2 separate regions of the Mus musculus genome follow, and region 2 is linked to region 1. Evidence: chromatin loops called from intact Hi-C (ENCODE). Cell type or tissue: heart. All regions are shown on one strand. Links, peaks and the distances in the headings refer to the core of each region. The heading gives the core; the rest is flanking DNA.

Evidence for each region. A loop is a pair of places that touch in the nucleus more often than their neighbours do. Peaks named below come from ENCODE experiments on the same cell type or tissue, not always from the same donor. Only the 100,000 strongest peaks of a DNase experiment are listed, where the experiment ranks them.
Region 2: a loop joins it to region 1, with 7 times the contacts of the local background. A loop is called at or near these places in 4 of 42 quality-filtered maps.

Annotation. Positions count from the first base shown.
Region 1 is chr15:74,890,139-74,905,095 of GRCm38, forward strand. No RefSeq gene overlaps it. Among named protein-coding and RNA genes, the nearest start is that of Ly6m, 16 kb to the left of the region's middle. In heart, for the core only: a CTCF peak has its summit at 6,356 (motif pointing right); a DNase peak (open chromatin) is centred at 6,423.
Region 2 is chr15:74,984,590-74,999,546 of GRCm38, forward strand. It overlaps Ly6a (lymphocyte antigen 6 complex, locus A), which reads right to left and starts at 13,442. Exons shown (of 4, transcript NM_001271419.1): 1 at 13,290-13,442; 2 at 12,946-13,028; 3 at 11,863-11,979; 4 at 10,288-10,890. The coding sequence starts at 13,015. The coding sequence ends at 10,673. All of the region lies in intron 1 of Gm28068 (a long non-coding RNA gene), which reads left to right. Gm41348 (a long non-coding RNA gene) reads right to left here and starts at 9,858. Exons shown (of 2, transcript XR_875429.2): 1 at 9,153-9,858; 2 at 7,409-8,439. It also overlaps the pseudogene Gm8000. In heart, for the core only: a CTCF peak has its summit at 8,346; DNase peaks (open chromatin) are centred at 3,922, 4,932, 8,352 and 11,282; H3K4me3 peaks cover 795 bases; H3K27ac peaks cover 688 bases.

The sequences.
Region 1 (14,957 bases), core at 2,501-10,500:
GTGAGCCTACCACAACCATATCAGATAGATATGCAATTGTTATTTAGGAAAGGCGACAGGTTTCTACTGCTTTCTGGTCTGTCTTCTTCCTAGAACAAGGTCTTAATATGATAGAGGATGAAACATTTGGGCTGTGTGGAAAGAAAAGGAAGGAACTCCAAGTAAAGAAGCCTCCTCGGCTTAGAGGAGGCCACAGACATTGTGAGTGTAGATGTCTTCCATAAATTAACTTGCTTTCTTTGTTCACAACTCTGTGGGGTTTGCTCTTATTCAGAGGAAGTGATAATACTATTCATGATTAGTGATGGTGGTGGTGATGTAGTGATGGTGGTGGTATTCATAACAGTGGTAATCAGGGTGGTGGTGGTGGTAGTGATGGTGGTGGAGATGGTGATGATGGTGGTGGTGGTGATGGTGTAGTAGTGATATTGGGGGTTGTAGGGATGATATTACTGGTGGGGTAGTAAAGCTGGAGACAGTAGTGTTGTCTTTTCTGACTAATGGTAGTGAAGGAAACAGAGGAACATATTCCAAACTTTTCCTGACGTGAGTCAATATCAAGTGTTAAAGTTGTGTTAACCTTTAGGATCTTAAATACTTGGACTTGAGCCCCAGAACTTATTCACAGCATGATGATAGATATGTTAGTCATGTTGTGTGCCTCACTCACAGCCTTCAAGTCAATGTGATGGGGATCATAGGCTGAGAATTAACAAATCACTGTGAGCCTAGTGCAGAAATGACGTGAGAGTCTTACCCCACGCTGTGTCTTCAATGATTCTATTCTATGTACCAGGATTTCTCTGGGTGTGGTACTAGCACCTGCAATCCCATTCCTTAAGAGACTAATACAGGAGAACTGCTGTGAATTCAAGGTCTAGCCTTGACTACAAAGTAAGACCCTATCATGCACACACAAGAAAAGGACCTAGATTTTAATTATTCCTGGCTCTGATCCATGCTGGTGATGTTGCTATGATCCACCCATCTGGACCTTTGTATACTCTCTTCTTCCTCAATACAGAGGAAAGGCATTCCCAGCAATCTGATCCCACCCCACCCCTTTTGTAGCTTCTACTGAAAATGCCTCCATAGTGTCATTGGTCTGCAGAGTTCCACCCACTTAGCATTTCACCTGTGTAGTGGTGATGTTGCTGATTCGGGTGGTGGCCGTGACAATGTGGGGGATGGGGAGAGTATTACCTACCCGTGGAGTGATGAAGACGCAGGCAGCAGTGGTTGTTTTTCTGAATCACGGTGGTGAAGGAAGTGGAGGGGGCGTGTATTGCAAGCTGTCCATTTGTTTCTACCATACTGTCTCAGAACAGAGCATGCCCACCTGTCTCTCTGCCACAGCCCATTTTCCTCGACAGACATTGACTAAGTCACAGCCTTTCGAGCTTTCCCTAGTGCCCATTTCCCATCGGATGAAGTCTACTACCCCAGCCACTGTGGGCTATGAGGTCATTTTCCTTTGATCATACTCTAGCTCTGCCACTTCTTGCTGTGTGCCTTTGGGCAGGTTATTTCTTGCTAAGCTTCATTTCTCTTTGTAATAGCATCAACTTCTAAGGTCTAGGGGAGAATCATGTGAACTTGATAAGCACTGGCTCCTTAAAGGTGACTCTTACACCTTCAGATAGTGTTTCCCACCTTAACTGCCACAGCACTCACACCGCCCAAGCTCTCGGTCTGCCAGGAAGCCCCAGGCCTCACAGAATCTCTTGGCAGAAGTTAGAAGGGGGACCTAGATCTCTTGTTGCCCAGGTCCAGTTGACCAGCTACTTTGCAATGAGGTTAGAACGAGGTGTGACAGATTGGGAAGGGAGAACTGTCTCCTGCCTAGAATGGCAGGTTCTAGAGTGGGCCAGCTGAGGATCCCAGGCACAGCCCAACCCCCAGCCCAGAGTGTGTTCCTTCAACGTGACACACTACAGACCAGAAAGGAAGCTAAGGGCTACTGGGAAAGAGGCCCATTCGTTTCCACAGTGATGGTAACGTGTGGCCTTGACTCCTTGATTCATTGGAGTGTTCCGATGAGTCACAGCACCTTGACAGCTCTACATGGGAACCTGGAAGTTAGTCAATCACCTGTGGCCCTGTCTAGATCCCTCCCTGGTCTCTGGCTTCTAGCCCAGACTCTATTCAAGCCCACGCCTAGAGGACTCTGGCCCCTGGAAATACCGTAACAGGTTTGGTTTGCCTGCATCTGCAAGGCAGTAGGGTGTTCTGTAGATCTGACATTAACCCCACACCCCGAGAGAAATGGAGTCATGACGGACAGCCTACTGACAACTCCCTGTGGAACCTGGAAGTTGTGCCTGAATTTACGATACATCCAGCCAGAAGGTCAGCCTGCCCTGCTTTGCTTCCAGAAGTCACTGCCCTCAAGGTGCCCTCTGCCTTTAGCCCCCATTCTGATGCTTTTTCTCACCCTCCACAGTCTATCAGGACCTACAACCTGTATTCAGAGGCTGGAGTGAGGCATGCACTGACTCCATGCCACTGCCTCCCACCTGTCAGACAGAGATAGGTGATGTCTCTTTGGACAGGTGAAAGAAAGTGGTTTACCAAGAGTGTTGGGCATGCTGCAGGCAGGCTCAGTGGTGTCAGCATTCTTGTCTGGATCCCCCAAACTGCCTCCAGTACCCCTCTCCCCTCTGAGGCTCCCACCTCCTCTCTGTTCCTTGCTGCCTCTTCCCCTCACTCAGTTCCTGCTCTCCCTGCTGGATTTGACCGGGCAACCCCACTACACACTCTCCATACTGCAGCTCTTTCCTTCCCAGTCCACTCCCTCCCTCTCTCCCATCATCCTATCTTCCTCCAAATGTCCCTCCCACACTGTTCCAGGACCAGCCAGCCCTTCCTGGGTGCCGCTCAGTCATTGTCCACCAGACCACTTATATCATTCCTCTGCCTCAAGCTGGCTCCTCTCAGGTCCCCATGTCACTCAATCATAGGCCTGGATCAGCAGAGTCCCTCTGGGTTGCCCAACCATGAGCTAGCTGGTCTCAGTGGCCCACAGTATACAGCCCCCTTTCTCACCATCCATGCTAGCTCTACTGATTCAGTTCCTGCCTCGTGACCTTCCTGCATCTACAGGCTTCCTATCCCTCGGGACCAGCAAAACTGGGAGTTGTCTCAGACACCCTTGGCCTCATTTAGACATCCCAGGTCCTGGGTGCACTCTGTATCTGGGGCTTTCCTGAGTACCTTGCTACTGTTGTGTTTTCTTGCCTATTAACCTATGACATGTGACATCATCCAGAAGGCACATAAAATGCATCTGTGCAAGGTGTATGTCCTATGGCTTTCACATGGTTATACCTGGACCATGTCTACAGCCAGCCCACGGTCTTTGGATCTCATCTGTTCTTGGATGGAGCTCTATCTTCTACCGAGTGGTACCTGGGCAGTGTGTTCTACATGTGTCACTGCTTATAACTATGCCACAAGGTCTTCATCTTTTCTTCTGTTGATGAACAATCAGGTTAATTCCAATTAGAAATGAATATGCTTAGTAAAGGGTTTTGAGAACACTTCCTTTTAATTTTTCTTGTGTACCAAAGTCTAGCATCAAATTGCCAGGACACAGGGAGGCTGGTGTTGACAGTATATAGTTGACAGTTGTTAGTATACAGTAACATAGCTTTCTGTTACTGTAACAAAATGCCTGTCACAATCAAGTTGTGAAGAAAAAAAAAGGTTTGTTTGGGCTCAGTTTCAGTCCATGGTCACTTGGCCAGTTTGTCTGTGAATCTGCGAATATCCTCAATATGACAAAAGAGACAAAGAGACATATATATATATATTGTGTGTGTGTGTGTGTATGTGTGTGTGTGTGTGTGTATACTGTCCATCATTTCTCTCAAGTCCAGAAGTAACTGGAACCCTGATAAGGCAGGGTTGATGAGGCAAGGAGGAACATGTGAGGAGGGAGTTGTGAAGGAGACACGAGGCCTGATGTGGAAGGAATGTGAAGCCTCACATGAATGAAGGTATGAGGCAGAATATGAGTGCGGGCGGGAGGGCAGGCAGGAGGGAGGGCTGCCTCCTGAGCAACTTGTGAGTCCTAACAGGAAGGGTTACATTTCTCTACTAAGGTTGTAATCTACCCTGTCCAGACAGCCCCCCTGAGCAAAATGGAGGACTCCCATCTCTTAGTGGGGCTTTGTCTTAGTCAGGGTTTCTATTCCTGTACAAAACATCATGACCATGAAGCAGGTCGGGGAGCAAAGGGTTTATTCAGCTTACACTTCCATACTGTTGTTCATCACCAAGGAGGTCAGGACTGGAACTCAAGCAGGTAGGAAAGCAGGAGCTGATGCAGAGGCCATGGAGGGATGTTCTTTACTGGCTTGCTTCCCCTGGCTTGCTCAGCCTGCTCTCTTATAGAACCAAGACTACCAGCCCAGAGATGGCCCCACCCACAAGGGGCCTTTCCCCCTTGATCACTAGTTGAGAAAATACCCCACAGCTGGATCTCATGGAGGCACTTCCCCAACTGAAGCTCCTTTCCCTGTGATAACCCCATCCTGTGTCAAGGATACATACATATACATACACATACACGCACGTGCGCGCACACACACACACATACATGCATGCGCGCGCGCACACACACACACACACACACACACACACACACACACACACATATATATATGAAGTGTATGTGCACAAGCTGTTTCGTTAACTATTGTTTAAGAGAGCTGTTTTCTAAAACATCTGTAGCATTGAAGAACTGTAGCTCTGAGATCCTCAGAGATCTCCTCCCTGCAGCACTCAGTGCCTAGACAGGGATCCTGCTGATCCACCCCCCCATCTGTTCTCGGCTTCCCTTCATCCATCCCTGCATCAGGGCCTGGACACTCCAAGGGAAGATGTGGACCTCAGAACTCAGCCCTGCTCCATCCTTCCCCGCTTGGTATGCATCAGTGCCTGGACATCCCAAGGGAGGATGCCAAAAAAAAAAAATTAATTAATTAATTAAAATAGAGAGCCGGGTGTGGTGGAGGACTCGGGAGGCAGAGGCAGGTGGATTTCTGAGTTTGAGGCCAGCCTCATCTACAAAGTGAGTTTCAGGACAGCCAGGGCTACACAGAGAAACCCTGTCTCGAAAACCAACCAACCAACCAACCAACCAAACAAACAAACAAACACAAAGAAAGAAAGAAAGAAAGAAAGAAAGAAAGAGAGAGAGAGAGAGACAGAGAGAGAGAAAGAGAGAGACAGAGAGAGAGAGACAGAGAGAGAGGAAGGAAGGAAGGAAGGAAGGAAGGAAGGAAGGAAGGAAGACAAAAAATCAGAACCGCAGGGCAGAGGCATCTCGACTGTACCATGCTGACTCACCATCCCCACAGGCTGCCTGGTGGGACAGGCTTTCATTGATTTATCTGCCAAGGTGAACCTAGCAAGATGGAGGAGTTTGGGGAGATGCTCCTCTGTGGCAACCAAATGGACTTCTCTTTGCAACCATGACAACCAAATGGACTTCTCTTTGCAACCATGTCACCCTCCCCTGTGGCAAGGCCACAGATATGTAGCTGCAGAGCACAAGTCTGTTGGACTGGTGGAGTGTTTTTCTATCTCTGAGGTGATGGAATGGCTGCTGGACCGTGTGCCCAGCCATGATTCAAGACTCTAATGATGGAGCTGATAATTTAAAAACCCACCAAGCGGTTGTGGGGACTAGAGGAATGGCTCAGTGGTTAATGGTGTACACACTGCTCTTACAGATGATATGAGTTTAGTTCCCCAATTGAGTTACCCTAGGGAGGCTTGAAGCCCTCAGTTTATCCTAACACACACATTCCACCCTCCTACACACACACACACCATTCACACATACACCATACACACATGCACACCACATACCACATTAAACAAACACACACACTCATACTTTGTTTCTCTCTCACAAACACAAACACACCATTATACCATGTTCAGAAGCAACACTCATGAACATACAGGCACACCACATACAACATATTTTGCAAAGCATGCATAACACACGTACACACCTTTGTACATCATACACACAATATTCATACAGGGATTACATATAAATGCAGATCACATACCACAAAACATCATTTGTATAGCACAGGATATGTAGAAACCTTCTATATAGAACCACACCATATACAACACATGGACCAGACAGGATATAACACTGCACACATACTACCCACATACTGCAAAAGGCCCCCACACACATCACATACACACCATGGGCTTACACTTTACACTACAAGCACACCCATGCACATAGTTCTTTGAATTCTATTCAAATTATTTGCTGGCTTATCACATGGCCAAGACTGAAAAAATACCATGGATGTGAGAGCCGTTGCCACCAGGGGGCGCATGTAGCCTAGCTCAGGACCCTGTAACATCGTGGGAACTTCAGCTCCACCTGGGAATTACACAGAGCCCAGAGCTAAGCCTGATTCCAGCTGCCCTATGTATGAAAAATAGGAGGGGCTGGGGGTGAAGTGAGGGTGGTGCTTTCAGCCCTCGAGCTGGCCACCAGCTTAAAGCCACGGGTCTTGCCACGGAACAGCAGGAGACTACAGAATCACGCATGCAACCCCTCTGTCTGCCCAGCAGTAAGCGGAGGATCTTGGCACAATGATCCCCAGAAACTAGCCTGGAGTCTCAGCTCCCAGAATACAGAACCAGAGATAGCAATCACAGGGCCCCAGCAGATTCCCCGGGGCCCCAGGATGGGCTCAGAGACTGTTCTAGAAGTTTCTGCTGCTGTGACAAAGCACTGACAGACTCCAACTTGGGGAAGGATTTATTTACTTACTGGCTACAGTCAACCATCAGGTGAATCCAAGGCAGGAACTAAAAGCAGCAGAGGACCGCTGCATAATGCCTTGCTCTCCTTGGCTTGCTCCGGCCCAGGCCCACCTGCATAGAGATGGCCCTGCCCATCGTGGTCTGGGTTCTCCCACATCAATTACTGGGTAAGACAGTGCTTCACATGTTCACAGTCCAACCTGATAGCATCTGTTTCTCAGTTGAGGGTCCCTTTCCCAAATATGTCAAGTTGACAACCAAAATTAGCTAACACAGAGACCTTCCTGCATTCAGGCTGTCCTTCCAAGTGGAACCTAGAAGCCGCCTCTGGTGTGCTGGGCTCTCCAGTGCCCATGAAGACTGGCAGGGGTGTGGGTGACGTGGGGGGGGGGAGGGCTTGGTCGAGAAGGGGAAGGAGGGAAGAGGATAGGTCCAAGCCCCCAGTGGGAAGTCCAAAGGGGCCCAGGGAGCCCCTAGAAACTGAGGTACCAAGCCCAAGCTGTTCATAGCCGCCCAGTGTGTAGAAGACTTAGCATCTCAATGAGAGACCTAGGCCAACAGACTAAGCACCCTTTGAGGTCACAGCAGGGTTTGGAGGGAGCAGAGGAAGGTCCTCTGGGGAGGATCCTCAGCTGGCAAGAGCAGGAGACAGAAGTGCCGAAAGGACTCAACACCGCCAAAGCCCGAAGAAATATGTCTGTGGGTGCTGGAATGCAGTGGGTTCGTGTGCCTGGGCCATGAAACAGATGACTAGGACCTAACCTAATCCAGCGTGGGCAGGGCAGGTGGCTCCACACTGGCACCTCACCCTAGGCCTGAGAGCCCGCCTTTGTTCTCCCCACCCCCTCACCTCCCTCCTCACTTCTGGAAATGAAACTCTGCCCCAGGCTCCTCCCCTCCCTCCCAAAGCCCCGCCCTCAGCCTGGACTCCCTCTTCTGCTCTCCTGGCTACCACCTCCCGTGGGAGGATTCCAGCAGAACCTACGGGCTTGGCTAAGCCCCTCTGGCACGTGGAAAGCCAGGATGAATGGGGATACATGAAGGAGTGGACAGAGCCAAAGTTTTACAGAGCCATCCTTAACCCCAAGAGACAGATGGCCACCAAGAGGGTAGGAGGGTAAGGTCAGTAGAGCCTCCAGGCAGAGAGCTACAGTAGGAGCCACCAGTCGGTCGGGCAAGTAGGTTGGGCAAGTAGGTCGGGCAAGTAGGTCGGACTGCCCAAGCTGCTTCGCTGATTCTGGGCGTAAAGCGCTTGGTCTGGTACGCTCTAGATGTCCAAACGGGATTGGCTTGCTGCAACCCAAGAATGCACGAGGCCAGTGACCCGCCTCTTCAAGCCCTCCTTGATGTCCCAGGTCTCCGATGGCAGGCAAAGTCCACCCCCAACTTCCCAGGACCCCGCTTTACTTCCTGGGGGCTCCACTTTTCTTCTCTGGGCCCCTTTGAATGTCCTCGAGAAAGACTACAGGGGCTTCTGTGAGGGCCTGGGGCTCCCAGTAGCTGTTCAGACTTGTCTCTCTGCTGGAGTTCAACACAGACTCCTGGAGAATGGTTCTCAGAGGTTCCCACACCCTTCCCATTCACCACTGAGGGTCGCGCAACCTACTGGGGGCCCCTCCCAAAGTCCAGAGCCCATCTCTAATTACCAACAACCCACTTCAGACTGAGTCCTGCAGCTTCATCTCTGAGCCCATCTCAGGGTGGGTGGGATAGGAGGTGTCGGCTACAACTGGGGCAAGGTCACAGGGACCAGGTGACCCTGGGTTTTGTTGTTGTTGTTGTTTTGTTTTTGTTTTGTTTTGTTTTGTTTACAGGGTTTTTATTATTGTGGTGAAACACTATGACCAAAGCAACTTGGGGAGTTTTATTTGGCTCCACATCACAGCTCACCACCGAAGGACACCAGGATAGGAATCAAAACAGGGCCAGAACCTGGAGCCAGGAGCTGATGCGGAGGCCACGGAGGAGTGCTGCTTATTAGATTGCCCATTATGGCCTACTCCACCTGCTTTCTTATAGAACCCAGGATCACCAAGCCAGGGATGCCACCACCCACAATAAACTGGGTCCTCCCTCACCAGTCACTAATTAAGAAAACACCCTACAGCTGGATCTTACTGAGGCATTTCCTCAAAGGAGGTTCCTTCCTTCCAAATAATTCTAGCTTGTGTCAAATTGCCCTAAAACTAGCCAGCACGCCTGGCTGGTATTCACAGTCGGGGCTCTTAAAAATATTTAATACGATTTTGGGTTCCAAAACAGAGAGTAATTCATGTAGGAGGATCCTAGTACCGAACACAAGAAGGAGCAGGTGACCCCAGAACCAACAGAGGCACCTCTGGTTCTCACACTGGGAGGTTGAGAATGTAAGAAGCAACATGAGGCCTCTGTGACTGAAGGCAGCCGCTTGGGGCAGGAGCAAGGGATGGTTAGGGACACCTCTGACCGCCCACAAAGGCCTTTGCATCAGTAGGACAGTGTATCTTGTTTATCACCGTTCACAAAACGCTCTTCCTGCTGGGGTAAAAAGGCCTCGCGCCTCAATCTAATCCTTAGACTGCTTAGTTCAGATCCCTTATTTCAGCTGCAGTCCTTCCAGCTGTCTGTCTGCCATCTGTGGCCTGGAGAAGACCTGGTCCCTGATTGAAGAGGTTACATTTGCGGTGTAATACAACTCTGTCCTGGCTTCCTTGCTTCTGAAGGCTCGAGAGCATCATTGTGTCCAGAGTTCCCAGTGGATAGCTGGCCTGTAGTCACTCAGAATAGGACCCACCCACTCACTCTCAGAGTACACACTGGGGTCCTTTGCTGAGTCAGTGGGGCAGACCAAGAGTCCATGAGTAGGCTTAGGGTGAGCCTGTGACCAGGTAGAGGGAATGCTAGTATCCATGCCAGCAACACTGCCCAAGCCTTCCTCGGCACTGGCTGGCCTTTGCTGCTGTGTTCACTGCCTGGTTAGGGTCTTGGTTGGCCTTCACCTTTATCTGACCTCCTCTTCGGCTTGCTGTTGTCGGCCTTGGACTTACTCTTGGTCTAGATTTTATTTTTTTTTTCCATTTTTTATTAGGTATTTAGCTCATTTACATTTCCAATGCTATACCAAAAGTCCCCCTTACCCACCCACCCCCACTCCCCTACCCACCCACTCCCCCCCTTTGGCCCTGGCGTTCCCCTGTACCGGGGCACACAAAGTCTGCGTGTCCAATGGGCCTCTCTTTCCAGTGATGGCCGACTAGGCCATCTTTTGATACATATGCAGCTAGAGTCAAGAGCTCAGGGGTACTGGTTAGTTCATAATGTTGTTCCACCTATAGGGTTGAAGATCCCTTTAGCTCCTTGGGTACTTTCTCTAGCTCCTCCATTGGGAGCCCTGTGATCCATCCATTAGCTGACTGTGAGCATCCACTTCTGTGTTTGATGGGTTGGTCTAGATTTTAGTCTTGAATCGAGCCTTGGCTATGTGCCTTGACCTACTCTGTACACAGGTATGATAAAGAGTATCCATGGAGATTTACTTTCAGTTCTAATGTGTCGACATCTCAGAATAAGTCCCAACAAGTCATTGGCTCTCTGAAAGAGAGATGCACGGTAGACCATTAGTGAATGTGGAAGTTCTGGAAGATGCTGTGATGGAGTCTGGCATTGATGAGTAAGTATCCCGGGTTGCTGGGACACCCAGGCAGGGCAGCATCCAAGCATCCAAGACAGAGTTCTGTTTGCAGAGTATCCCACTCTGCCACAGAGAAAATGGGCACATCAAGAGCCTAGTGGTACAGGTAGAATCAGAGAGAGCATGGGTTACGGTAGGCCTGGGGCCCAGTACTTGCCCTGCCATTTATTACTTGGGTACCACTAACAAAAGATCACCCGCTTCCCAGCAGCCACTGGCACACTTCAAAACTGAAGGTAGACCATCACTGCTGTTTCACAGGCTTGGGACAAATAGTCAATTATATAAGCATGCCAGGCTCCTTACAGTGCTCAGAACACAACAGATGCTTCACACACACACACATACACCCAAAGAAAGATCTACCCGCCTAGGCTAAGCAGAACAAACCAGGAGACTGCCCTGCCCGCCGCTGCCTCTGATCATCAGGGTCCATGCTTCTATGTCTTTTCTGCCAGGAGCTGCCATCCCATGCCCCTCACTTCCTTCTTTACCCACCTGCTTCCACTCTCTCTGGTAATTTCAATAACATGAGCTCATTCTGCAGCCTCCAGGAGAACAGCTTCAAGGAGACTCATTTCTACCTTCAAAGATGGACCCTGGAGTGTCTTGCAGCCTAGGAAGTGCCCAGCCTAGAAAGAAGAGCGAGGTTACCAGCACTATGGTCCTACTATGCTTAAGGTTGTCACAAAGGTCTGCCTAGGGCTGTACTGGAAAATAGAAAGTTGTGTCTCAGTACTGCTGTTTTAGTAGGAGTGGCCAGTAGCTCTGGGGTTGGGGACTGAGGTGCCATGGGACATTACTGGGAGGCTCTCTAGCCAGCAAAGAAGTGGCCAGAACAAAGATCCACATGAACTAGACAGAGGGTCTAGAACACTGGATTGACCTTTCTAGTTAGGCCAGTCCAAGATGGACATTCCACAAATACCCATCAAACAACTGGTTGCATAATATGCATCCATTCAATACATGAACACAACCCCCACTTTTTTTTTTAAAAAAAGTGAGAAACCAGTGATGTATTTATAATTCCATCCTTAGGCTAAATCAAGAGGATCACAAGCTTAGCCGCAGTTACATAAAAAGATTGTTTTTTTTAAAGAAAGTCAAGTGTCTATAAACTACACACAGACCTCCTGTCCTTTGTGATAACCCAGGCTTTCCTCTTCTACTCCAGGAAGTTTTAGCACAAATACTTCTTCTCCGTGTGCACATTTTTTTCAGGTTTGTTGTGTTTGTTTGTTTGTTTGTTTGTTTGTGACGGAGTCTCACATAGCCAAGGCTGGTCTCAAACTCCCTAAGTTACCAAGGATAACCTTGAACTGATCTTCCTGCCTCTACATCCCAAATGCTGCGATTATGGGTATGCTGCATCAGACTGTTTCATCGGATGCTGGAGATTGGACCTATGTCTTTATTCATGCTGCCAACTGGGCTATATGCCCAGCTCTTTGTCCACATTTTAAAACCTTTTTTAAAAAAATTTTTATTTTATATATATGAGTTTTTTCCCTTCATGTATGTCTGTGTACCCTGTGTGTGCCTGATGGCTGAGCAGGCCACCAGAGAATGTCAGATCCCCTGGGACTGGAGTTACAGGCATTGTGAGCTGCTATGTGGATAGTGGGAATTAAAATCAGATCCCCTGGAAGAGCAGCCAGTGCTCTAACCACTGAGAAACCTCTCCAGCCCACTTGTCCATGTTCACACAAGCATTTCTCCTGTGGCATAATAACCTCTCGACATCACTGTAACAGCTGCAAACAGCCTGGAGGCCAGACTGCGTTGCTTAGCAACGCCTTTACTCTCTGGATCACTTGATCTGTTTATCTGAAGCAGAAACAGTCAAGCACCTCCTGATTGGTCCCACAAAATACCAACCCATTTGCTCGCTCCACTGTTTTCTGTCCATTTATCATCCATCCCTATGCCGCTCTCTACACAGATCTTGGGTTTGGATATGGCTATTCCTACTTGTTCTCACTTGTTGGCCTTGGCTGTTTTTGTTTTAAGAAAGTATTTTCCCTGAGGTTGTAGCTTAGTGAGGCAGCAACATGCCTAGAGCACGTCACCTTGTCGCAGGATTTTCCCTGTCCAATTACATTAGTGCAGAGGAGGCCTGTAGTTGGACAGGGAAATGGGGAGGTAGAGCTAAGAGAGAGAAAGAGAGAGAGATACAGAGAAAGAGAGACAGAGAGAGACACAGAGAGAGCATCTCAGAGCAGGGAAAGAAGAACTGTGGTTGTGGACGTGGATGTGGACGTGAACCCCCATGGTGATTACCAGCCACAAGTAGCTATGATTTCACAAGGTTAGAAATATTGGGATAAAGCTTTTATCATTATCAGTTGCCTCTGACATTATTGTATTGGCACCTTGTAAATTGTGATATTATTGATATATAAATCCAATTGGTTAGCTTTAAGCTTAAGAGTCTTGATTTTACCAGGTTACTGGGTATTGTGTTATCAAACCTCAAGGATGGCAGATCTATTTGGTTACTGGAGTGTGGGACCGCTTGTTACAGGAGATTATAGCAGAGATGGAACTAGTAGCTCCCGGGAAAAGTGAGCCAGATGCTGTGGGGGCTAGCTCCAAAGAGTTGGCGGCGGTGGCAGGAGCCCAAGAGTGTGGTTGGACCATGTAGAGAGCTGGCAGGTTCATTTTTTAATATTTCCTGTGTTTGAGTCCTACCCCTTTAGCCACTCTGGAGAAAGAGATTTGACCTTTTCTGTTTGACCTTCCTGCTTTCTAAATCACACATGTCCTTTAACTCTCAAGGCTGTGGTGTTTGCTGAATCTCTCCGTTTACAACAGACCCTCTTTGTAGAATGGGACCTGTGGGCTTCTCTGAGTTAGGGTAAGTATGAGACCCTCAAACTCTGACCTCTGTTTCTAAGAAAACTTTGGTTTCCGCTCATCAGAGCTCTTCAGACCCACGTACCTCACCCCCATCCCCTGCCTCAGCCCTAATTCTGGTCATGGATTTGAATTCAGTGGGGGAAGGTACAATGTCAAAGACACAGGAAAAGATCAGAGATGAAGAGATGGCAGGGAGGAAAGACAGGAAGCCTTGGGCACTCAGGGGAAGGGGCAAGAACAGGACAGGACATGGAGAAAAGCCTCTACAGATGGAGAACCTGAAACAAGGCCCTTGGGTCCTTGGCCCAGAGCCCTGTCAAGCCCACTTCTGTCCTCCCGGTAGGGTATATGGTATGACTATATGCATGTGTGAGCAAGCCTGTGTTCCATCTTTACCACCACAAAGATGGCTGTGGGCCTAGCTTACCTCTCCAGCCTGTGTTCTTTCATCCTGGTCAGCTTTAGGAAAACCCGTGTGCTGAGCCAGGAGCCAGTGGGTGAGCTAGAGCAAGCAACTGAGGCACGCGTGCTGCCAACAGCTGCTGGGTTTGGGCGAGCTGAGGGTGAAGATTTCAGAAGTTCTGTAAAGTGATTTTAAACATACATTTAAAATGAAATTTCTGACCAGGGAGGTGGGTCAGTTGGTAAAGATACCTGCTACCAAGCCTCATGCCCTGAGTTCAATTCCCAGCACTGGAATGGTGGAAAAAAAGAACTGACTCCATCAGGTTTTCTGACTTCCATATTCAAACCAAGGCACACACTCACACACATGTGCAAGCATGCACACACACACACACACACACACACACACACAAATAAATGTAATAAATAATTTTTAAAATTTAATTATAAATTTTGGGTGTAGTGGTACACACCTATAATCCCAGTATTTGGGTAGTGGAGGCAGGAGGATCAGAAGTTGAAGCAACCAGACTAGATTATACGAGACCTTGTCTCAAAAAACAACAAAAACAGAAATGGCTCAGGGGTTAAGAGCACTGGCTGTTCTTACAGAAGAGAAGGGTTTGATTCCCAGCACCTGTTAGCAATCTGTCTAAGTTCCACCTCCACAGTTGCCTGGCAACAGTCAGGCTTGCCTGACTCACTATAAAAGGGGCTGCTTGCCCCCTCCTCTCTCTCTTGCTCTTGCCTTCTTGCTCCTGCTCTGTCTCCTTGCCCCTTCCCCCTTCTCTCTCTCTCTCTCTCTCTCTCTCTCTCTCTCTCTCTCTCTCTCTCTCTCTCTCTCTCTCTCTCCCCTCCCTCTCTTCCTCTCTCTTTCTCTCTGCCTCTACTACCCTCTTAACTCCCCTCCCCATGCCCTGAATAAACTGTATTCTATATTATACCATCCTATGGGTGGTCTCTAAGGGGAAAGGGATGCCTCAGCATGGGCCCACCGAGGCACCCCTCCCCCCACACCTGACTATACCTCCACCAAAACATATCCCCTCCTCTCTTTATCTTTTTATAAACACATTAGCACCCACAAGGCAGCTCACAACCATCTGTAACTCCAGTCCCAGGAGATACAGGGTTCTCTTCCAGCCTCCACAGGCAATGCATGTACGTGCAGGCAAAACATCCATATGAAGTATATATTTTGTTTGTTTCT
Region 2 (14,957 bases), core at 3,480-11,479, 95 kb after region 1:
CTTGTTACCCTATAATCTATCATGGAAGGAGACCATGTTCACCACCAACACCGCATAACCCAGCACAGCGGTAGGAGGAAGAGAGCAAGCAAGAAGTGTTGTCTCTGTAATTCCTTCACATGCTGTACTAGGTATCGGCTCATGCATGAACAAGTGTATGTGAAAGAAAGAACAGGAGACAGCAAGCCTCTGCAAAGAAATATAGGGCAACAAAGAAAGAATTAAGTGACAATCCTTCCCAATGTCACCTTCCACAGAGTGTATGGGACTTTTTTACAGAGGATGGGCGAGGTCACTTACAGGAACATGCATCATTTCTGAGCAGCTAAGTCACCACCAAGTCTCACCCCATCATGGAATCAGTGTCAAGTCCCTCCTTTAGTTAATCGTCTGTTTCCTCTATATTCTAGCATCTTGTGAGACCACTTGTGGTTGGAGAAGAGCAGGAGGGAGTCATGGCTGGAACCCCAGGTGACAGTCCTCCCTTCTGAGTATAGAGAGTTCTGCCCATTATCACAGACCTGTTGCTGTTTTGCTCTTCTGACTCCATTGCCAGGGCTCCTGGGCCAACATTATCCCTACTCCAGGATGACAACGGGGCCATCACCTTCTCTTAGGAGGAAAAGGCCACAGTGCAGTGCACTGTTTCTCTAAAAGTCTTAAACTAGGGGTTCTCATGAGTCCTCCAGTTTCCACCCAGCACCAATGTTGGGGAGCTAGCTTCCCTTAGTGGTGGACTCCTGGGCAAATTACTGACAGACCACTTACATTAACTCTTTTTTTTTTTGTAAAAGTATGTTTTTTTAATTTAATACATTCTAATCAAATAGTAACAGCAGTAAATAAACACTTTGAAAAACAGGCAGGTACCCCCCTATATCTGGAAGAAAAGTTAAGTCATAGTATTTTATATGGTAGAAGGGAGGCAGCTGTTGATGTCTGTGGTCAGACAATTCAAGGATAACTTGGAAAGTTCTAAAGCCATTTCCAAATAAAATAAAATAAAATAAAATAAAATAAAATAAAATAAAACAATGGCAATAGGTTGGGACTCACAGCTACATCAAGGGTTAAAATGTCTTTGCATTTGTTTCTGTTTTCAAGGATTGAGTTGCACCTGTGTAGCGTGACATTCTTGTCTTTACCCTCCAAGGAAAAGAGAAGTCTTTTCTGTTTGCTCCTGTTTGAAATGTGTCTGAAGTAAGGCTGCCTAGAGACCGAGTACTACAGTACTCACTCACGGGGGAGGTCATACGTGTAGTAAAGAAGACAAATACAGGATCTCACGGTGACGGTTCTCTTTTCTTTCTTTTCTTTTCTTTTCTTTTCTTTTCTTTTCTTTTCTTTTCTTTTCTTTTCTTTCCTTTCCTTTCCTTTCCTTTCCTTTCCTTTTCTTTTTTTTTCTTTTCTTCCCCCCCCCCCTTTTGGTTTATTTGATTAGTTGCATAAAATCAGGGATAAATACAAGCATGGTCAGCTTAACCGAACTCCTACTAGATACATCAGGATGCAAACTATAACAGGTTCTAACACAGACTGATCACCAGGTGTCTAGAAGTGGAGCTGAAGCCTGGGTCAGCCAGGGTCTTTCCCTCCTTCAGCTGTCCTCCTGGACATGGAAGCCTTTCTCTCCTATGGTGCTTGGACTTTTGACCCAGTGCATAGGAACTGAAAAACAAAGGAAAGTCGTTCTGAAAGCAATATTCTCTTGTCTTTCCTTGGGACATTTTTTTTTTCCATTTAAAAGGGCCATTTGGTCTTGAGCAGCCATAGGAAAGAAAGCATCATTCAGCTGAAACTACTTAAGGGGAACTTTAAAATACCTAGCTACATCTTCACACCTTTAAGTTAGACTGAGCCCAAGTGTCCTTAAGAGAGAATTCTGCGCAGTTATCCAGAGGAGGACCTCCGGGTTCTCTTTCACATAGCTGCATTCGGAGATAGTCTATATGAGGCATATGTTTTTGTTTTTGTTTTTGTTTTTTTTAAAGAGAGATACTTATACCTGGAATTTATATTCTTCCAAGTAATCTTTTAGTCTTGTTGGTAAAGGCAGTCCCCAGATCGTACTGGTACATTTGTTAATGGTGAGTTGACAGAAATGCTGCAGAGTGGGTGCTGATGTATACAGAGGTTTGGTCAGGTACAGGTGAACGGTCCCATGCCGTGGGGCTTCTGGGCTTGTCCGTTTTTCCTTGCACAGCTGTACATAGTAGTCAATCAGATGAACCACACTGTCAAACTGTTTAAGCTTGGACTTGACGCATATGATAGAATCCAACCTGAATTTCCCATCTTGGTACTCAATCTGCGGGTTATTCGGTCCAGCTGATGTCTCAACGGATATAGTTAGTAGGTAGTCTGAATGCAAACTATCTCTAATCAAGAAAGTTCCTCTGGAGCCTCTTTTAATTTCTCTTTGGCCTTATTAACAGTCATACTTCCCCAGTACCATCCTGGGGTTTTTCATTCAAAAAGAAAAAGAAAAGAAAGTGAAATAATTTTTTTCTTTTTTTCTTAGATATTTTCTTTATTTACATTTCAAATGCTATCCCGAAAGTTCCCTATACCCTCCCCACGCCCTGCTTCCCTACCCACCCACTCCCACTTCTTGGCCCTGGCATTCCCCTGTACTGGGGCATATAAAGTTTGTAATACCAAGGGGCCTCTCTTCCCAGTGATGGCGAACTAGGCCATCTTCTGCTACATATGCAGCTAGAGATACGAGCTCTGGGGGTACTGGTTAGTTCATATTGTTGTTCCACCTATACGGTTTCAGACCCCTTCAGCTCCTTGGGTGCTTTCTCTAGCTTTTCCCTTGGGGGCCCTGTGTTCCATCCAATAGATGACTGTGAGCATCCACTTCTGTATTTGCCAGGCACTGGCATAGCCTCACATGAGACAGCTATACCAGGGTCCCTGCAGCAAAATCTTTCTGGCAAATGCAATAGTGTCTGGGTTTGGTGGCTGATTATGGGATGGATCCCCGGGTGGGTTAGTCTCCGGATAGTCCACCCTTTCCTCTTAGCTCCAAACTTCGTCTCTGTAACTCCTTTCATGGGTATTTTGTTCCCTATTCTAAGGAGGAATGAAGTATCCACACGTTGGTCTTCTCTCTTCTTGATTTTCTTGTGTTTTGCAAATTGTATCTTGGGTATTCTAAGTTTCTGGACTAATATCCACTTATCAGTGAGTGCATATCTAATGACTTCCTTTGTGATTGGCTTACCTCACTAAGGATGATATCCTCCAGATACATCCATTTGCCCAAGAATTTCATAAATTTGAAATAGTTATTATTATTATTATTATTAAAAATTTTTAGAGTATGGTCTGTATTTGGCAGTCCTTTTTCTAGTTGTCTTGCTTTGTTGAGACAGGGCCTCCTGTAGCACAGGCTGGCCTCAATTTTACTTTGTAGCCAAGGATGACCTTGAACTACTTGTTCTTCATTCTTCACCTCGCAAGTCCTGGAATTTACAAACCTGTACCACGGTGCTCAACTAATTTCTCTTGTTATACCTTTTATTTTTTAAGCTGGTGAGTTAAAGTTTACCAAGGCCTACCACAAATCTCTGGGTAAATATTTAACAAAAACTTAAGTTCATTCCAGGCACAACTGTAAACCATTTTTTTTTTCTTTTCAAATGATTTTCTGTAGCTCTTCTTTCAATTTTGTTAAGGTTTTCTTCTAATGAGCCAAAAGAACTTTTGCAATATGACAGACATATTGGCTGTTTGACTGAGCTCACGCAGGGCCTTTACCAGATGCGCAGCCTCTGGGGAGTTCCTCAAGCGACCCCTCCGTCCCCCACTGGCTCTGCGTCCTGTCCGCTCTATTCCGGGAGGGCTCCAGGCACCGCAGGGTCATGGGAGATGAGTCAACATGAATGAGACCGGTGGTCGCCTGAGCTGGGGCCAGTGGACCTCGCGTGCTGCCTGGAAGTCACAGTGTACCCCAAAACGAGAGTGTGCAGGGTGTCCGAAATGGTGGCGGAGGGGGAGGGGACTGGAAGCGGCTGGTTGTTTTTCTCCAAATTCCGGCAGAATGGTGTGGCAAAGTCTCTCGCAGACACAGTCACCCACAGATCGCCCGCCGCAAGCTTCCGGGCTCCAGGCGAAAGGGAACTTGAGGGCGCGCGCCTGGAACCCCGGCACGCACTGTCTGAGACCCGCGCAGCATTGGCGGCTGTGGGAGGAAAGGCTCATGCTTCAGGGGGGAAGCCCAAGGCCCGGGAGCCTCAGAGGAGGGAGACTTGGCAAGAGTTAACCTTCTGTCCCCAGAGCCAGTGTCTACATTAACTCTTAAGGGGGACGGCTACAGTTTATTTGAATAATCTTAGAGTTAGAGGTACCAGATGTTGCCAGGCTTGTGTTAGAGAAGCCAGGCCCTCTGCAGAGAGGTCCACATGCAAGATAAAAACACACTGAGCCCTCTCTCCTGCCTTCCTACTCAGCCAAAAGCCTGACTACTGACTGTCACACTGAATAGGTCAAACCTTAGCCAAGCCCATTCCCCTCCTCAGAGAATGAACGACCTCTGTGTAGTAACCAAGGTCACATATGCCTCAACACCCCCTTGAGTAATACAGCAAAGGTTTCATGTTAACCAAGTGTACTTCCTCCAAATGCCACTTTCCCACCGCTCCCATGGGCTCTGGTCTCAGACCTGTGCAGAGGAGCTGGGGAGCAGCGTGTTCCGGGGCAGTGTGTATGGTGGGTATGAATGATTTGCAAGACTTTTTAAAAGGACAGCTCCTTTATTGAAATAGAAGGGCTAGATTATTTTGCTTGAGTCAGGGGTAGGGGATGTAAGGGACATTTTAGGAAGTCCTGCATTGGGTCAGGAGTCTTCCAAGTGTATCAGGTAGGTTATTAGACTGCCAGTCACATGATTTCTAAGAAGACAGTTCTCTGGTGGGGAAACAGAAACAGAAACCTAACTGGCTTTATCGTGACTTGGCTTTTGTCTCTGTGGAGTTGAGTAGGTCCAAGCCTGATTTGGGTCATGAACATCCCCACTCCTGCAGTGCTCTAGGAGAGCTGTTCAGGGGTATGAGCAGTATTAGCATTTCTTCTCTAATCTCTGCCTCACAGTTATCTGGCTATAGCCAGGGATGCCTGACTCACTATAAAAGGGGCTGCTTTACCCCCTTCTCATTCTCTTCTCTTGCTCTCTTCCTCTCTTCCTCACTGTCCCTTCTTTCCCCATTCCTCTCCCCCCTCTCTCTCTCTATGTGCTCACAGCTGGCCTACACTCCTCTCTTTCCCCCTACCCCTTCTGTTTCTCTCTGCCTTTCTATGTCTCTACTCTCCCAATCCCCCTCCCCATGCCCTAAATAAACTTTATTCTGTACTATACGGTCCTGTGGTTGGTACCTCAGGGGAAGGGGTGCCTCAGCATGGGCTTGCAGAGGCACCTCTCCCCCCTCCCCCCCGCAACCATACAGAGCTCTATCAAACATCTGCCTGGGTTTCTTTCTTTTTATAAAACATAACAGTCACTACCCAGTTCTCATATGCACCCAAGAAAAATCAAGCTTGTTTCAAATTTAGCTCCAAATTGTGATAGTGATCTTCTCCGCAAGTTACCTGACAGTGTGTATCAGTCTGAGGTTCAGCAGCCATGGGGAAGCATCTTCGCAGGAGCCTTTTATGTGAATAATGTGTTGGTGCTTGGTGCTGGGTCCTGGCCAGTCACAAGCACTAGATCCTTCCCTTCACAGCCTCATGGCCATTTTCATATACTCTTTATCTTGTTATTTATGTGAGGTAGAGCTTTACAAATGCCAGTCCATTTTAGTTCTGAAAACCCTTGCTCTGTATCTCTATCCACCTGTGTGATCAGGCAAGACAGTGCTGAGGTCCCTCCATCTTGTGCCCTCGGTAAGGCCATTTTCAGATTTAACTAGAATCTGATCTCCTTCATGGAGAATCCATTGAAAGCTACCTTGATTTAATTCTAGAAATCAAAGGTCAGCATGTCCTAGCTAACTTACCTTAGGCTTTAGTAAAACAGCTGGTTTGTGTGAAACACCCCTCCCCACTCCCTCTCCCCCCCAACCCCACCTCCCCACTGACTAATGGATCTTGGTAGCTTCTGATAAAATCTCTCTCTCTCTCTCTCTCTCTCTCTCTCTCTCTCTCTCATTAGATATTTTCTTTATTTACATTTCAAATGCTATCCCGAAAGTTCCATGTACCTCCCCCCTGCCCTACTCCCCTACCCACTGACTCCCAACTCCTGGCCCTGGTGTTCCTCTGTACTGGGGCATATAAAGTTTGCAAGACCAAAGGGCCTCTCTTCCCAATGATGGCCGACCAGGCCATCTTCTGCTATATATGCAGCTAGAGACACGAACTCTGGGGGTACTGGTTAGTTTATATTGTTGTTTAACCTATAGGGTTGCAGATCCCTTCAACTCCTTGGGTATTTTCTCTAGCTCCTCCATTGGGGGCCCTGTGTTCCATCCAATAGCTGACTGTGAGCATCCACTTCTGTATTTGATAAAATCTCTTGCTTCAAACTCTTTACTTTTTCAAAGCTCCCTGTGCCTGAGATGCCAGGATGTAGTTTCACCCTTTAAAAACTCCATTTTCTAGACACTCAGTGCCACAGCTAGATACCCGACACTTGGGTGTTGTCCCAGATGTCTGGAATAAAGACTTTCAATTGGCTTAACACTCAGTGTGAATGTGTGAGTGGCCATCTCTGGTGAGCTTCCAATAATTTCTGTTACAGTGGCCTTGAAGACTATGAAAATTTTGAACCTGTTCACACAAAAATTCAGCTCTCACCTCAAAGGGGATAAAAGAGAGTTCATCCTGAAGCCAAATATAAATGAGGGTGATCCGGAGGAAAGCCTTCGGTTAAATCTGATAAGTTATTTCTCTGCCAGTGAAATAGGCCCATTCAAGCCAGATTTTGAAATATGTACATGCATGTTTATTGGAAAGGTTCTCTCAGGCAGGTTCACTGGCCCCAAGGACCAAGGCAAGAGAAGTTTCTGAGGGGAAGGAGAGAGAGAGAGAGAGAGAGAGAGAGAGAGAGAGCAAGAAAATTCAAAATAAGTGGAGAGCAAGACGAGAGAAAAAGAGAGAGAAAGAGAGAGAGAAAGAGAGAGGAGAGAGATAAAGGGGGGCTGAAGGAGAGGCCAAAATGTAGGGATTATATATATATATATATGTATATATATATATACATATATATATATATAGGGAAGAGCCTCTGGGGAAGGGCAGCCTAGCCTCTAGACTGGAAAGTTCTGGGTTGGGGGACAGGGTATGCCAGGTAAGGAGTGAGGGATGCTAGGAGAACCTAGAGGCCAGATCTGCTTTGTCATGTAAAATATGCACCTCAGTCCATAGTACCCAGTGTCTAAAACCAAACAACCCCAAGTTCCAGGTATCAATAAGATGAAGTTTTTATAGTAACAACAAAGGAAGTCCTCAATTGAGGTACTTTTCAAGCACACTAGTGAAAACGTCAGGTAAAGGGGTTACAGCGAATTCAGGACACCTCTGCTATAGGCTCCAGGTGGCATCTGATGACTCACGGGCTTCTGGTAGGAGGAAGCTAGGGTGTTAAAATGCAGTCCTAAAGATTCTGTTAGTCACAGGATGTTACATCAGAAGAGAAGTAGCCAAGGAATGGCCATTAAGGGTGGTAAATAAATCCTAAAATAAATTACAATAACCCTGAACCTGCAACATTGTAACCACTGCACAGTCTCAGCCGTTCTGTTCTATTACCAGCTTTGGAGATGATTCAGTGCAAGGTGAGGCTCCTTTGCTGCAACTTTCCTTTGAAGTCCCCACCTCCATTTCCTGGTAAACATCTGGATTGCCATTACTTAAGGCCATTACTAATGCGCTAGGCTACCTGGGCACAGGGATTATGGCCATGCGTCCTCCTGTTTGAACAGTAAGTGCTCTTCCTCAGGAGCCACTTCCCCAGCCCAGGCTGGGCTCACACTCATGTTCTTCCTGCTCGCCTGTCCCCAGCGCTGGGACTGCAGGTCAGCACAACCACAGCCGCTTAAGGCTTTTTTCCTAAGTCCGGGGTCTCTGTTATTGCTTGGATTCTGGTGTAAGACACCATCACCACATCTAAGTCCTTGGTGTTTTCCTGCTTTGTAACAACTGTAGTTTTGTAACTGAATACGGTGGGTTTGCACCATAGAAACTGCTTATGTATGCCAGGAAAAGAGAAAATGAGAGTCCCAAAGATCATCTTTATAATCAAAGCTGGAGGATAAGGGAGAGACTTAGACTTTGGAAGCTGAGCTCTGTGTCAGGGCAGAAGGAGGCCCAGTCTCAATGCAGAGGGGAGCGCCCCTAGAGGCCGAATGTAGATGACAACCATCAAGGTTATGATCTGGATGACTGAAGACAGGTGATTTGGGCTGGTTGTATGTGGTTTCCTTAGAAGGGCATTATCTGAAACAAACAAGTACAAAGACTGAAAATTAAGCATCTCCTCCCGCTCTTTGTGTGCATGTGTTTCCATAGACTTTAGAATAGGTAGGGGAAATAATGATAAGGATGAGGTATGAATAAAACTACGATGAGCCTAATTTTAGTACCAGTGCTGGGCTAAGACTTCTAAAGTCTGACCCAGATCACTCTATTTTATCCATATTTAATTAAGCACAGCACACATTTGGAAGAAGTATTCAGCTAATGATCAACTCAGCCCTGTGAGTACAACAAAGCTTAAGACATGTTTACATTGAATATCTTTACTTCAACTTAGATCTTAGCTTCATCCATAAGATGGTTTCTTGTTGATTTAGAAACAATGCTCAAGATAAAGATCTAGGAAGAGAGTGGATTGAGGTGTAAGGGTTGGCCTGGCCCAAAGATTAGATACTCACTTAGGCTGTTGGAAAATACAAATGATATCTCACACAAGGATGAATTTTATAAGCTAGAGGCAATGATTAAGGTTTAATGGCCTGGGAAAAGTAAAACATAAATACTTGAAGATGCAGGCCAAGCCTGGCTCATCAGACAGAAAAAGATCACCAGGTTGTGATCTACATGAACTATATGGAGTCCTGGCATTCCAGGAGAGGTAAGCCAAAAGCCCCTCACAGGAAATGGTTTCCACCTCTGGACTAAAAGAATCTGACAGGGCAGCCCCTACCCACCATTGATTGCTCATCTCCTGGGCTTCCCCACCACAAGCAAGTGCTCCTTGGAAGTGCACTGTGCTGATGTGGCTTGATGATGCTTCTTCACACGCATGAGGCCCTGGATTCCTATCCACCAATGGGGGTGTGAAGGGAGATGGTTACATAAAGAAGGCACAGTGCAACCATTGCTCACCAGGCAGAGAACAGAAGTCTAAACCAGCCACAACACAAACTGTGGGTTCAGCAAGAGCCTTTGCTTCTGCAGATGAAACAGTGCTCTTTATGTCCCTCTCTCTTTCCCCAGTATCAGCCCTTTCGGAAGCCCACCCAAACCAAGAGGTACACTGTTGGGCTGTGGGTGTAGGGGAAGAGGTGGGAGGGAGAGAGCCCATGTCCAGCCAGAGTTCCTGTGCTCTGGGCAGGTGGACGCGGGATGACTGCCTGAAGCTTTAGACTTGGCTCTGAAGTCACTGACCCCACACGGCGGGGGTTGGGGGGTGGACAGGGGCAGCCCCCATAATAGGAGCCTCATGGCAACACTCTTGGCCCCAGAGATACAGGAGGGAGGGCAGAGGGAGAGAGGTCCCATGCAGGCGAGAGTCTTAAGTCTGGTTTGTGGCTGGAGCACAGTAAGGTCTTCTGATGGGAGATTAGGCACTGCTCATTAGGAGAAAGCCTATACCATCGTCCAAGCACAGTGGGCCTTGATGAACAGAAGACAGTCTATGGTTTTAGAGCTTGATTGTAGAAAGGCAGGGGGGAAAGAGAGAGAGAGGAGAGGTAGAAAGAGAGGGGGAAAAGGAGAGAGAGAAGAAAGGCTAGAGTAAGAGGGAGAGTAAGGAAAGTAAAAGCTTAAGAGACAAGGAGGGGCCAAGCAGCCCCTTTTATAGTGGGCTGTTATCTTGTTGTTGCTAGGTAACTGGGGAGGAGTCTAGCCTGAAGGCAAGCAGCTTGGGACATTATGTGGGGTTCTACTTCTCAACTCAACTGGAGACCAGACCGTCTGTGCATAGTCCATTGACCCACAGTCCACCACTCTGAGCTGGCTAACATGGGAGAGGTAATGTGGGTGGCTGAAAGGGCAGAGATGTGAACTGGCAGGCAGGACTTGGCAGACTCAGTGTAGCAAAAGAAAAATGGAGAACTTGGCTGGGAGAACAAAGGGTTTATTGGACTCAACAGGGGGACATTCAGGATACATGTGGGAACATTGCAGGACCCCAGATACTTATGTGTGGATGGTGATAGCATAATACCTTGGAATTCTGCCTCTTCACTGTGCTGGCTGTGTGCCTCCAGGGTCATGAGCAGCAATCCACAACAAAATGACATTCTAGGAAGTACAGACTTGAAAGCCCTAGAGAGGATTAGAGCACCTACCTACCCAGCAGGGGCTATAAAGGCAAAACATGGTATTTCACACACTACTCCCACCTTGGAGCTTCTATAACTCATAATTCATCACTAGAGGGCTCCAGGAAGAATTGTTGCACATGAGGATAAAAGGACAAGGGTGGAGGTCATTGGGAGGACCATCAGAGCAAGGTCTGCAGGAGGACTGAGCTCAGGCTGAACAGAAGCACCCCTGCCATGGTCCAGGTGCTGCCTCCATTGGGAACTGCTACATTGCAGAGGTCTTCCTGGCAACAGGAAGTCTTCACGTTGACCTTAGTACCCAGGATCTCCATACTTTCAATATTAGGAGGGCAGATGGGTAAGCAAAGATTGTTCTTTACTTTCCTTGTTTGAGAATCTGCAAGAAATCAGGGAGTGACTCACTTCTTATGCAGGGACAACAGAGCTTCCCAAACTCTGGCCCACCCAGCATAGTTGGCAAATCCTAGGTCCTGGTGAAAGATCTTGTCTCAGTAAACGAGTTGGAGACATGACTCAGCAGTTAACAGTACTTGTTGCTCTTACAGAAGCCCAGGGTTTGGTTCTGAGACACACAACCATTCCTAATTCCAGTTTCTGGAGATCCAAGGCTCATTTGCATAAAACAGCAAGCAATGCCTGAGGATCAGTAGTTAAGGATGTCCTCTGACCTTTGTATACATTACATCACATATGTTCATACATGTGTACCCACATTTATGGACACACACACATGCACACACCACAAAGACACAGCCCAGTGTAAGATCGCCCAGTGGCACAGCAGAAAGGGCAACCAGCATCTCAGACTCTTTCAGTTCTCCAGGCAATTATTTCCTAGGAGACAGGACACAGGCAGGATATGCTCAGGGAAGGGAAACTGGATAGCAGGGTGGGGCTGCTCCTGCCTTGTATATCTGAGGATATGCCTAGAAACCAAAGAAACTTTGGAGGATCTGATATGTACTAATATCTCTTTTTATCAACATTCCTAAGTCATTCCAGATTCCTTCATTATATGCAAAGACTCACTAGATGCTTCCAGCTCTCCTAGTCTGTCAGTGAGCCAGTGAGACCATAGACCTAAAGTATAGGCAGGATCATCACGTGACTACACTGGCAACAAAATGGGATGATAAACACTGTGAATGCCAATGGGCAGCCCTGCTTGATGATCACATCCCAGCACATCCCTGGACCCCAACAGCCCCCACTTTGCAAGAGTTCTCCTCCAACACAAGGAAAGCTCTACTTGGGGGGAGGGGAACCATGGTCCACAACAAGTGCCCAGACTCGACATTTTCTCCAAAGCCACCCTCAGCCATCTTTATATAGGCCACAAAGAACTTACCCACAATAACTGCTGCCTCCTGAGTAACACAGACTCCATCAGGGTAGGGGCAGGTAATTGATGGGCAAGAAGTCTCAAATGGGACTCCATAGCACTGGTAACACTCCAGTCCCTGAGCTGAGAGACAAGCCAATACATGAGGGCTAGTACATGCAATTCCTAGCCCAGACCCCTCCTCTCCAATGTCTTTACTTGCACACAGCTGCTGGCTGCTAGGTCAGAGCAAGGACATTACTGTTCAGTCAAGAGTGAACCAAGAACCACTGTTGTTTAAAGATGCCTGGTACTGCTGTCTCAGCTACACAGCCCCACAGGAGACATGTGCACCCCAAGAGATATTAAAGAGACAGCCACCATATTGGGAAGATATAGATACCAAATGTCCGCTGAAGCAGTGAGTGGGTGTGTAAGTAGATGCTGGGGCCACCAAATAGAGAGGGCTCTTCTGACCTGTCCTACCCTACACCTGCAGAGCTGGCCCCTGGGTATTGGAGCATGACAAAGCACAGAACTTCCCAGAGTCAGCTTAAAGCTGAGGCTCACCATGAGGCTTCCTGCAATACACATGTAACTACAAGTATAGGCGTATCTTAGAGCTCAGAATTTCTTAGAGTACAGAAGGCATAGCATTTGGGTCTCATGTGGCATGGGCTGGGACATAAGGAAAAGTCAAAGTCCAGGCAATAAGGATTCCAAATCCATTGACTTGGCATCTGGGGAGAAAAAGAAGGCTCTTCCAGTTTGTGTGCACACAGGCCAGTGTCCTGATTGGGAGGCCAGTGCAGAAGGGTAGAGTCTAAGGACAGGCTGCTCTGGTGGCCAGGTTCTGTGGCAGAGATACTGAGCTCCACGTGTCCTTTTGGTATGTGGTGATGGTTGCAAGGCAGGTTCTGACAGGTTTACAGACCCAGTAAAGCACCCCACCACAGAAGGCTTCACCCACCACAAGCCCATTCCCAATCCCATGACCCCAGCACATCTCGGGTACTGGGCACACAATGGAAGTGTAGGTGTACCCACAACCCTGAGGCCCTTTTCCATCTCCATTGTATCCTTCTGCCCCTCTCTCATTTTCTACCTCACCTCTTTCTGCACACAGTAGGGCCACAAGAAGAATCAGCAAACAGGACTTTGTAGTGTGAGAAGTGTCCATCCTCAGAGAAGGGCTGCACAGATAAAACCTTGGAAGTTGGAGCCAATTAATAGACCCCCAATCACATCCCTGGGCTCTCACAGAGCTCAGGCATCCGATCTTCCCTCCCTCCAACCCTCCACACAGCTTTCCCTGAGGAATACATGTCTGCCTACTTCTCTCACCCACCACCCACCCAGCTCTTCCTTCCTAATCCCACACTCCCAACCCCAGCCCTATCCTGAGGGCTCTTCCCTTTGTCACCTAGCAGCTCCCTCCTCACACCAGTCCTTACTTCCTCTCAGACAAGGTTGCAGGCACAGTGGCAAGTTCTGTCAGATGTGGACTGAAGTACTTTAATTTCCTTCAGCTCCTCCCAGCTGGCATCCTGAAGAGGGAGGGGTTTCAGTACTTAACCTTTTCCAGGCCATCATGTTTATTGGTTAAGAGGTAGCAAGATTTGTTTGTGACCTGATCAAGCCAGATTTATAGCAGTTGGGGAGGAACCATGGTGCAGGAGAACTGAGAGGGCCGAGGGCCAGAGGCCACAGTTGACTTGTGCTTGCCAATTAGAAAGCAAGGGAAGAAGTCAAGTTGCTCAGCCCTTTACTAGTTTTTGTTTTGTTTAGCTTCGTGTTTTTTGTTTGTTTATTTTGGGTTTTTTTTTGACTTTTTTTTTTTTTTTTGAGACAAAGTTTCTCTGTGTAGCTTTGGCTGTCCTAGGACTTGCTCAGTAGAACAGGCTGGCTCCAACACACAGCTATCAAAGGGGTGCACAACAGCCGCTGATACTTCTGCCTCCACTACCTGGCTTTTTTCTGTGTCTAAATAGAAGGTATGGTTTGCAGTGGCTCAGAGCCAATGGCCCTCCTTCCTATAAGCAGGAAAACAATTTACAAATACTTAAAGACTGGCTCTGGTGAGCAAGCCCCCAGTAGGCTCTTGCATCCACAAAGTGAGAGTCCTGAGGCAAGAACTAACTGGCAACTGGGATGGAAGTTACCAAGCAGTGTCTGATGTGTTTGGGGATGTATGGGGCTGTGTGTGCTGGACAGAGGTAGAGACCTGAGCTGGAAATCATCCTGAGATGATACCACAGCAAATGAACAGCTGTGCTCACAGGACAACTGAGTCCCAAAATGGACCACAGCATCAGTGAAGCTGAGCGCACCCCACTTAAGCAGGGAAGGCTGCTTACACTCCATGGCCTCTGCCCGAGCACCACTAAAAACCCCTTCCTTCTTACCCTATAATATATCATATAAGCAAACAGTTTGCCTCCAACACCGCATAACCCAGCACAGTGGTAAGAGGAAGAGAGCAAGCAAGAAATGTTGTCTCTCTAATTCTGTCACATGCTGTGCTCGGTATTGGCTCATGCATGAAGAAGTGTATGTGAAAGAAAGAGCAGGAGACAGCAAGCCTCTGCAAACAAAGAAAAAGCGGCAAGGAAAGATCCAAGTGATAAACCCTGCCAATGTCACCACCCAATGAGGTTATGAGGCTTTTTTTCCCCCAGAGGATGGGTGAGGTCACTTACAGGAATATGCATAAATTCTGAGCAGCTTAGTCACCACCAAATCTCACCCCATCATAAAAGCAGTACACGGAGTCCCTCTTTCAGTAAATCCTCTGTATCCTCTATATTCTAGTATCTTCTGAGACCACTTGTGCTTGGCGGAGAACAGGAGGGAGTCATGGCTGGAACCCCAGGTGACAGTCCTCCCTTCTGAGTATAGAGAGTTCTGCCCATTATCACAGACCTATTGCTGTTTTGCTCTTCTGACTCTATTTATTGCCAGGGCTCCTGGGCCAACATTATCCCTACTCCAGGATGACAACGGGGCCATCACCTTCTCTTTGGAGGGAAAGGCCATATAACCACAGTGCCGTGCACTGTTTCTCTAAAAGTCTTAAACTAGGAATTCTCATGAGTCCTCCAGTTTCCACCCAGCCCCATTGT